2 separate regions of the Homo sapiens genome follow, and region 2 is linked to region 1. Evidence: read pairs that join two places in POLR2A ChIA-PET (ENCODE). Cell type or tissue: GM12878. All regions are shown on one strand. Each heading gives the region's core, and the rest is flanking DNA. Links, peaks and the distances in the headings are about the cores only. Region 1 overlaps MSL2 (MSL complex subunit 2). Region 2 overlaps PPP2R3A (protein phosphatase 2 regulatory subunit B''alpha).

Region 1 (4,000 bases), core at 1-4,000:
AAAAAAAAAAAACACACACACAAAAATAAGGCGAGCATGGTACCGCACGCCTACAGTCCCAACTAATTGAAAGGCTGAGGTGGGAGGACAGCTTAAGCCCAAGAGGTTGAGCTGCACTGAGCCGTGATCATGCCACCACATTCCAGCCTAGGCAACAGAACAAGACCCTGTCTCGAGAAAATTAAAAAAAAAAAAAAAAGTTAAGAAAATAGATCTGCTATCTATAGCTGAATTGTATCTACCAAGAAAATTACTAACTAAACACAGTTCTTCCTACCTGCATACTAGATAAATGTGCTCTAAAGAATTCTTCCCAGAGGCTGGGCGCAGTGGCTCACACCTGTAATCTCAGCACTTTGGGAGGCGGAGTCGGGCGGATCACGAGGTCAGGAGATCGAGACCATCCTGGCTAACACAGTGAAACCCCTTGTCTACTAAAAACACAAAAAATTAGCCGGGCGAGGTGGCGGGTGCCTGCAGTCCCAGCTACTCAGGAGGCTGAGGCAGGAGAATGGCGTGTACCCGGGAGGTGGAGCTTGCAGTGAGCCAAGATGGCGCCACTGCACTCCAGCCTGGGCGACAGCGAGACGCCGTCTCAAAAAAAAAAAAAAAAAAGAATTCTTCCCAGATCAGAAAACAGGTAAACTAAGAAAAAACTGTTAAAATAGACCCTGTTTTAACACCAATGTTTAACCTCTGACCAAAGAGCTATTCAAAAACAAACTCTACACAAATAAATGCGCTTTCATGGTTAATTTCTGAAACTTTACATGTACAAAATGTTAATTGGTAAGTTTTCTACAAATATTAACCAGGCGCGGGGGTGCACTTTCGTAGTTCCTGCTACTTGGGAGGCTGAGGTGGGAGGATCACCTGGACCCGGGAGACAAAGGTTGCAGTAAGCCGAGATCATGCCACTGCACTCCAGCCTGGGCAACATAGCAAGACCCTGTCTCAAAAATAAAAAATTACTAATTTTTCTATCGTGACACATGAGGTCTGTTATAGCTTAAGTGCCTCTACTCAGCACTTGGCCAATAATTGTTGGTTTACTTGTCTTCCCAGTAACACTGACCAATATATATGGGCCTGTGCCATGTGTCTTATTCATCTTTCTATCTTAGCATCTAGAACATCACAGGTGACCAATAAAGAAATAGTACAGCTACCGGGGCTCACACCTGTAATCCCAGCATTTTGGGAGACCCAGGCCAGATGAGTTCAAGACCAATCTAGACAACACAGCAAGGCCACATCTCTACAAAAAAAATTTTTAAATTAGCCAACCACGTGTGGTGGCGCACACCTGTAGTGTTAGCTACTCTAGAGGCTAATGCCAGAGGACTGGAGTTGGAGGCTGCAGTGAACTATGACTGCACCACTGCACTCCAGCCTGGGTGACAAAACAAGATTGTCTCAAAAAAAAAAAAAAAGGAAAATATTCATGTTCCCGAGTTTGACCATGATACTTTCCAAGTTATCTCCAAGAATAGTATTTTTCCATTTAACATGACCCTCCAATCCTAACAGGATTTTTGATTGTATACATCAGACTTGTTACATCATTTGAAGAGTTACAAGTTTAATGAAAACATAAAATCCTTAGGCCAAAACTTATCAAGTCTCATCTTATCAAAAGAAAAAAACAATTCTACTTTCTGATAAAGCAAGTCCAACATTTAGAACATGAGCGAGAAATCGACACTTAAAAATAGTACCCATAGTGATTTTTGTCTTGGTCAGTTTCTGTGGCCTAGAAAGTACAGTAATTCTCTACAGCAAGGCTATCCCATTCACTAGAAGCTTCAGAAGGTTTAAATATACAAAGCAATTGAAAAACAAGCAGTGATAATCAGCTAATTAACATATCAAAGAACAGTAATAACAAAACTGTAACTGCAATGAATAATCTAGGTTTGACAATAATTGACCTGATAGTTTAGTCTCTTCCCTCACCTCCACCCACCATTGTCTACTGTGCAAAGGTGGGATATTAAGTACCTAATATGTGCCAGACACTGAATCTGTAGACTTGTTCTCATGGGTTCAAAAACTTTTTTCAGGCTGAGCACGGTGGCTCACACCTGTAATCCCAGCACTTTGGAAGGCCAAGGCGGGCGGATCACAAGGTCAGGAGTTCAAGACCAGCCTGGCCAACATGGTGAAACCCCGTCTCTACAAAAAATACAAAAATTAGCTGGGTGTGGTGGCGTGAGTCTGTAATCCCAAGCTACTCGGGAAGCTGAGGCAGGAGAATCACTTGAACCCAGGAGGTAGAGGTTGCAGTGAGCCGAGATTGCGCCACTGCACTCCAGCCTGGGTGAAAGAACAAGAATCCGTCTCAAAAAAAAAAAAAAAAAAGTCTTTTCAGGCCAGGAGCCACAGTGGCTTACACCTGTAATGCCTGCACTTTGGGAGGCCAAGGCACAAGGATAGTTTGAGCCTAGGAGTTCAAGACCTGCCTGGGCAACACGGTAAGACCCTCTCCCTACAAAAACTTTAGCTGGGCATGATGGTACATGCCTGTAGTTCTAGCTAATTAGGAGGCTGAGGTGGAAGGACTGCATGAATCCAGGAGTTTAAGGCTGCAGTGAGCTAGGATCGCACCACTGCACTCCAACCTGAGCAACATAGCAAGATCCTGTTTCAATAAAAAGTTTTTTCAAACCGCTTAAAAATAAGCCCACACATAACACAAATTTAGAGAAACAAACTTGAAGAAGATAAAGGCAATTGGCAAAAAGTTAAAGCAATGTGCCTACACAGTAAGTAAAAGCCAAATTTCAACCTAATTGCAAAGTTTGAAGGGCTTTTTCCCTCCCTCACCTCTTCCTCTGAGGCTGTCATAAACACCTACATGTAAGTCACCAGGCAGGAAAGAATGTGAAGCAGAAGAAATACAAAACTGTAAAAGAAAAAACAATGTCTTCCCTAAAAAGTTTATTATATGTATCAAGAAAATCAGACTGATACAAAATCTGCACTCAAAGGAGATATAAGTATCTTATGACTGGAACAAAGGTTTACAGAAGGTTTAGACAAGAAAGATAACTTTTTTATTTTTTTGAGCCGGAGTTTCACTCTGTTGCCCAGTCTGGAGTGCAGTGGTGCGATCTCGGCTCACTGCAACCTCTGCCTCCCAGGTTCAAGCAATGTCTGGAGATCGGCCTCAGCCTCCTGAGTAACTGGGATTACAGGCACCTGCCACCACACCCAGCTAATTTGTGTATTTTTAGTAGAGATGGGGTTTCACTATGTTGGCCAGGCTGGTCTCCAACTCCTGACCTCAAGCGATCCGCCCACCTTGGCCTCCCAAAGTGCTGGGATTACAGGCACCTGGCCAGAAGTAACTTTTTGCTGCAGTGAGCAAGGAAGACTTCACCAAGGAGGCAGGGAGTTGAGTTAGGCCTTTAGAAAAAAGTAGTGTTTTAGGCAGAAGAAAATTAAGAAAGCAAAGATAAAAAAAAAAAGAAAAAGATATAAAAAAGCATGTTTGAAAGGACAAAAATATCAATCCAGTTAAAAGAGAATTATGTAAAACCACAGTTGAATAAAAGGATGAAAAGGTAGTAGCGGGTCAAATCTACAGGACGTGTTGAAACAAATTCCCTAATTAAGCATTACAACAGAATTAAACTTCATTTTTACAAATGCATTATCTTCATGAAATAAGACTGCCCATCCACGAATTTGAATGCACTAATGCTTTTCAGCTAAGGAAAAAAGTCTAGTACATACCTGGTACAAAAATATGTCAATGCTGGGCTGAATTCAAATAACTGATTTTTTTTCTATGTCTTTATAATCATAGACTTACGTCCAAAGAGATGGGAGGAAAAAAACCTGAACCTACATCCCTATTACTGAAACCATGCCAGCTACTCAATCATAAGGGAGAAGCAGAACTCACGATCTTTTCCATAGGATGATGTGAAATAAGAAAGCCCTGTCAGAAAAATTCCCCTTGTGTTGCCAAGACTGACAAAAAATAAAAATAAAA
Region 2 (6,935 bases), core at 1,574-5,573, 94 kb before region 1:
ATTCAATACCAGCCTGGGCAACATGGTGAAACCCCGTCTCTACCAGAAATACGAAATGTAACCAGGCACAGCGGCACGCGCCTGTGGTCCCAGCTACTTGGGAGGCTGAGGTGGGAGGATCACTTGAGCCTGGGAGGCAGAGGTTGCAGTGAGTTGAGATCACGTCACTGTACTCCAACCTGGGTGACAGAGTAAGACCTCATCTCAAAAAAAAGAAAAAATTAATACTTTTGTGCATCAAAAGATATGATCAAGAAAGTAAAAAGACAACCCACAGCATGGAAGAAGATATTTGCAGATGATATATATGATAAGGAACTTGTATCTAGAACATATAAACAACACTTACAACTCAATAATAGACTGACCAGTTTAAAAAATGGACAAAGGATCTGATTAGATGTTTCTCCAAAGAAGATATATGCATGGCCAATAAGCACATGAAAAGATGCTTGACATCATTAGTCATCAGAGAAGTGCAAATCAAAACCACAATGAGATACCACTTCACACTAGGATAGTTATCAAAGAGTCAGATAATAACAGGTGCTGCCAAGCAGGTGGAAAAATCGGAACCCTCATACATTACAATAGGAATGTAAAATGGTGCAGCCGTTACAGAAAAGTCTGACATTTCCTCAAATGGTTAAACATATCATATGACCTAGCAATTCCACTCCTTAGGTATATACTCAAGATATATGAAAACATGTCCACACAAAAACTTGTACACCCATTTTCATAGCAGCGTCATTCACAATAGCCAAAAGTTGGGATCAGCCCAAGATAAACAAATGTGATCTATTCATATAACCAAGTATTATACAGCAGTAAAGAGAAATGAAATACTGATACATACTACACACGACTGGATCTTGAAAACCTTATGTAAAGTAAAAGATGCCAGTCACAAGACACCACATACTGTATGAATTCATTTATATGAGTTGTCCAGAATAGACAAATGTATAGAAACAGGAAATAGGTTAATGGATGCCTAATCCGTGGAGAGCCTGTGGTGAAATGAGGAATGAGTGCTAATGGGTATGGAGTCTCTTTTTGTAGGTGATGAAAGTGTCCCTATATTAATTGTAGTGATGGTTATACAACTCTGTGAATGTTAAAAACCCTTGAATTGTACATTTTAAAAGGAACAATTATATGATATGTGAAATATATTTTGGTAAGCCTGTTTAAAAAAAAGACTTAGAATACTAGAAAGTATGTTCTGTAAACAAAATGGAATTAATGTAGAAATCAATATGAGAAAGACAACTGGAAAATCTCCACACACTTGGGTATTAAACAACACACTTCTAAATAATCTATGGATTAAAAAGGATGACTCAAGGGGAATTAGATATTCACGAAGTAATAAAGGAATGCTACAAATAACGTATACATACACAGATATGGTGACCTCAATGAAATGGACCAATTTCCTTTAAAGTCACAAATTAATAAAACTCACCTAAAAAGAAATACATAACCTGAATAGTCAGATGTCTATTAAAGAAAATTGAATTCACAGTTTAGAACCTCCTGAAAAAGAAATCTCCCAGCCCTGATAATTTAATTGTATTCTTACAGTCATTTGAAGAAGAAATAATACTGAATTCTGCACCACATTTTCCAGAAAACAGAAAGGGAAGGAATAATTCCCAACTCATTTTATAAACAAAACCAGACAAACACATACCAGAGAATAAAACTACAGACTGACATCCCTCTTGAATATAGACCCAAAATCAGTAACAAAATACTAGTAAGTCAAGGCTTAGTTCCTCAAACTTTCAGGTCCCTCTTCCAGAATCTGCAGATGCCCCAAGGGAAAGATGGTCCCAAATGCTAGGTGCCCCTCTCTGGATTTTCTTCTAGATCTGGATACCATAATTCTTCACTGCCCTGTTAATTCTCCAGCATCTTTGAACTGTTTTTTTTTTCTATGGGGGGAGGTCCCCTCAGTTTCCTCAGTGGAAGGCATGATCCCACTTAGGTAATCATTAGCAGAAGTGGAGCTCTTCAGATCAGTTTTTCACATCATGAGATCCATAACTGGATTCTCATAGAATGTTACCAACAAAGGTTTTTTGAGTCAAAAGCTTTCTTAGACCTCCTTTGGTGCTCCTTTTCTACCTTGCATGTTGCCTTTCTCCTAACAGCTCACATATTGAGATTCCATTCTTTGCCAGTGACTAGTATTTTATATGTAATGGCTTATTTAATCCTCATATCACTATGAGTTGAGGTGTCAGTGGTCCCATTTTTCAGTTGATGAAACAGAAGCTCTAAGAGACTGTGCAGCTAGTAAGTGTCCTAGCTTGGATTCAGACTCAGGTTTGTATCTCTCCCAAACCTGGACTCTACCACTATATGGCCTGTCATCCAGATGCCATTCATTTGCATGTCTACCTTCTTTCCAAGTAGGCTGTAGACTCCCTAAAAGAGAGTTCTTTTTGTGTCATGAAATTGCTTGTTGCTTAAGAGAATCAAAATTAGGCCAATTATATAAGAAAATAACTACTGATTTTGCCCATTGATACTTGTTTCCTTGGTTTCTAGTGGCACTTACTAGGTACCCTGCATGTTATTCTCAGTGGTTCACATTGCTTTACTAAAGCAGAGTGTGAGCAGAAAATAGTGTCCACCATTTTGGCAAAAATGTCAGTACAGATGCTCCTCCACTTACAGTAGGGCTACATCCTGGTAAACTCAGCATCACTTGAAAATATAAGTCAAAAATTATTTAATACACCTAACCTACTGAACATTATACCTTAGTCTAGCCAGCCTTAAATATGCTCAGAACACATCTTAGCCTACATTTGGGCAAAATCATCTAGCACAAAGCCTACTTTATAATAAAGTATTGAGTATCTCATATAATTTATTGAATACTGTACTGAAAGTGAAAACAGAATGATTGTATTGGTACTTAAAGTGCAGTTTCTAATGAGTGCATGTGGCTTTCACCCCATTGTAAAGTCAAAAAATTCTAAGTCAAACCATCATAAGTCAGGGACTGTCTATAGAATGAAAATCAAACTCTTATTTAAGAAAATGGAACAGGCACCACTTTGCAGAAATGGGGTTTCTGGCTTATGAATTACATGGGTTGAAAAAATGAATTTCCTAAAAAAAGTAATACATTCACTAAGGTGTGATTAATCCTGCGTGAAATGCTGCGTACGAAATTAGGATCTAGAGTCTTTCCTATGCCTGGTAACAGAGGTAGATATGGGAAGAATCTGGGTAGATTGTTTTCTGTGGACAAACTCTTGCAAACCCTCTTTTAGTATGTCCTTTAATCTCTCTGTCCTGGTTTTTATCATATTCTGCTTCTACCTTAGTCATCTGGCTAGATATCATCTCCAGGAGCTATTTCATTCACCTTTGTTATGCCTAAGGGCACTAGGCCAGTGCTTTTCACAGTAGTAAATAATAAAATATGTATATTGAATATGCAACAGAATATACATTTAATTACTGCCTAAGCAATAATGGAGTTTCCAGTAACTTTCTTCTTGAGTAGCATACAGGAGTTTATATTAGGGGTAAGAAATCACTTGCTCAGCACTTAATTTCATTCAGTCCAAGGAAAGGACAAGAAGTAATCTTAGCTCATGGCTGTAGTCCCAGCTACTTGGGAGGCTGAGGCACAAGAATCGCTTGAACCCGGGGGTTGGGGAGGAGGTGAGGAAGGTTGCAGTGAGCTGCGATCATGTCACTGCACTCCAGCCTGGGTGACAGAGCGAGACTTTGTCTCACACACACACAAAAAATGTAATTTTGTTTATGTCTACAATATTAGAAATATAATTTGTCATTAATATCATTATGCTTTGAAAAACCAAATATTGGTGGTAAATATAGCAGAAATCTAACACTAGTGCTCTCTGGTCAGTTATTCCTTCTGTGTTTTCTGTTTTCCAATTTTCCTACAATAAATAGTCAATACTTTTAGGCTCTGAGAAGATCAGTTACCTTTGGTAAGAAAAAAAAAAAAAGAATCTGCAATGAAAGAAACTTTAGAGAGTATCCAGTACTTTCAATAAGAAAATACCCTCTGAACATGTCCTGCATGTATTATCCATCCAGCCCCTGCTGCTAAACTTTTCAGGGACAAGTAACTATCCACTGAGGCAGCCTGTTCATTTTTCTCTTTCGTTCATTGATCCTTATAGTCTCCAATATTCAGAGAATTATATCTGTTTGATCTACCACATCTTTCAGATATTTAAAAGCAGTTATGTGCTTTTGGCAAATATTCAGGCAGTATATCTATCTTTGCATTCTAGCTTTCTTTCTCTCTTACGGGCTATTAACAAAGAACTGAAGGGTATGCTTTAGCTTTATTTATTGTAAAGAGAAGATTGTCTTAGTTCTTAATTGAAAATGCAAGTAATTAAATTATTTCAGTTTCTATTTCACAGTAAAATAAGTTGTCTTTCACTTCAGTCCTGTTAAATCCTTGGTCAAAATCAAGATTTACTTTATTCCCTTTTGCCTGATTTTGGTTCTCTTAAGATAATTAATGAGGAATTTCAAGACACAAAGAGATCTTAGAGGCCAGAGGCCACTCCCCTGCCCCTTTTGTACTGAAACCATTATTACTTAAAAAAAAAAGTCCCAACAGTGTAACAACCAGATATTATTACATGTATTGCAGCCCTCTGCTTATGAGATGTAACTCTTCAAGGTTTTCCCCACAATCAGGAATAGTTTGACAGTGGGGCAGCATTCTGCCCCTTTTATATTCTGAGAGTAGATATGATATGACTGAACCTCACCATAGCCAACCTATTACCTCACATTCATTAGGTTCAATGAATGTCCCCCTTTGTTCTTTAATAATAATGTTAAACATCAAGTTGGTACAATTTTTAAAATATATTTCTCAAAAAGACTTTGCCCACTCTGGGCAACATAGGAAGACCTGATCTCTACAAAAAGTTTTTAAAAAATTAGCCAGGTGTGGTGGTACATGCCTCTGGTCCCAGCTAGTCTGGAGGCTGAGGCAAGAGTCTCACTTGAGCCCAAGAGGTTGAGGCTGCAGTGAGCCATGATTGCAGTACTGCACTCCAGCCTGGGTAACAGAATGAGAGCCTATCTCAAAAACAAATAGTAAAAAACTTTTCAAGTATTACATGTTCAATTTTTTGCAATAATGTAAACTATATCTTTCTCAGAAAAGGTACACACAGATCTTAATGTGACTTACTTGAAAACAGTCAACAGTTACAACTTAGTTATTTTCACTTTTCTCTCCCCAAAGGAGATTTTCTTTTAACCATTAAAGGTGTGGTTCTTAATATGGTTTCAGGCCTACAAGTGGGAATTTGAACAGCGGTCTCCTAGAACCTTCTCTTGAAAAGTTTTACTTTGCCATGAATTTGTGGTTCTTTAGAAAAACATTGTTCCCTATTACCAATTAATGTTGTTGGCTTCATAAAGGAAATGAGAAATAATAACAAAGTATTGGAAACTGGAAAGCAAATAAACATAGCAGACTGCCTGAATCCTAAGCCAGCTGAGGGAAAAACCAAGAAGCAACCAGATATACCCAGCAAAACCTGCAGACATTCAGGATTTGGGGATACTAGGAACCTTGGAAGTGGGGGTGGGGTAAAGGTAAAGCCAAAACAGGAGAGTTTATAGAAAGTTTGTTTAAATGAACAGTTGATCTTCAGGTCATGTCCTCTACCCTAGCATAAAACTGGTGCTTTATTCCCTGGAGAACATAAAACAGAGGGTCTCCGGACTGGGGAGCATTGGGCACAGTTGAGATGTGAATGTGATCTTGAAAACAGATAAAATGAGTGTATGCATACTGAATGCTGAGACGCCCAGTCTTCATTCCTCACTCAGCTAACAGAATGCTGCCTACCTGCCCTGAACCTCCAAGCAAGAAACTGAAATGCTTTTCTGGGGAACTGACCTGCCCAAGAATAAAGACCTGAAGATTCGACACTGGGTCATCCCCAAGGAAAAAAACCAGCCCATTCATTTTACAGTAAAGCCCAGAGTCAACAAACCCACAGATCAGAACCTCCAATCAGCTTTTTAGCACCTACTCTCAAATATGAGCAGAGAACAGAGGATCACTAGATACCTGAGTAAAGCCTCTTGCACAAAAGATAAAGGCCAGACAAATAGAGGGGGAAAGATAACTTGGATGAAACAGACTTTCAGAGAAAATAAAACATTACAAGAAAAAAAACACAGTGATTAATATCCTCAGAGAGACTATGAGAAGAAATTAGAGTACAGGACATGAACAGAATGATACTTTCTATGAAAGGAACATTCAGGAAACCAAAAAGCTCTTTGAGTAATCAAAACTACAATAGCAGAAATAAAAAAACAATGTTTAGAAGATAAAGCTGTGTAACCCTCCCAGAAAGAAACCCCCTCCCCCAAAAAAGATGAAACAATAGGAAATAGAGACAAGATACGAAAATTGGAGAAACAGATCAAAAAAATTTTAATATAACTGGAAAATGAAATATGGTACAGGCCACATAGGTAATTTTAAAATTTAGCCACAATGGAAAAATTTAAAAATAGGTAAAATTAATTTTGTTGTATATCTGTTTTGTATTTGCACTGAGAAAACATCTCAAATTTGATTAGCCACATTTCAGATGCTCAAAAGGCCACATGCGGCTAGTAGCTATACCATTACTGGGCTATGTAGATCTCAATAACAGTTCTTAAAAAAAAAAAAAAAAGAGAAGGAGGGAAAGGGCAGGGAAGAGAGATACAAACATTTTCAAGGACTGAAGGATTCAGTTTCCAAACTGAATAGGCTCTCAGAAAAGCCCAGCCAAATAGATGAGCTAGATCTCAACCAAGGCCATCATGATATTTCAAACTACTAAGGACTCAGAGAAACCTCTGCGGGCTTCTAAGAGGCAAAAAACAAAATGGGTTAC

Evidence for each region. ChIA-PET counts read pairs that join two places held together with the same protein. Peaks named below come from ENCODE experiments on the same cell type or tissue, not always from the same donor. Only the 100,000 strongest peaks of a DNase experiment are listed, where the experiment ranks them.
Region 2: POLR2A ChIA-PET joins it to region 1 with 6 read pairs; 10 of 35 experiments call an interaction of 5 or more read pairs at or near these places.

What each region holds. Positions count from the first base shown.
Region 1 is chr3:136,189,125-136,193,124 of GRCh38, forward strand. The region is part of intron 1 of MSL2 (MSL complex subunit 2); the gene reads right to left. Among named protein-coding and RNA genes, the nearest start is that of MSL2, 5.2 kb to the right of the region's middle. RefSeq lists an enhancer at 1-496. In GM12878, for the core only: no CTCF peak of the experiment used is centred there; a DNase peak (open chromatin) is centred at 1,894; H3K4me3 peaks cover 3,261 bases; H3K27ac peaks cover 992 bases.
Region 2 is chr3:136,093,203-136,100,137 of GRCh38, forward strand. All of the region lies in intron 10 of PPP2R3A (protein phosphatase 2 regulatory subunit B''alpha), which reads left to right. Among named protein-coding and RNA genes, the nearest start is that of MSL2, 100 kb to the right of the region's middle. In GM12878, for the core only: no CTCF peak of the experiment used is centred there; no DNase peak of the experiment used is centred there; H3K27me3 peaks cover 121 bases.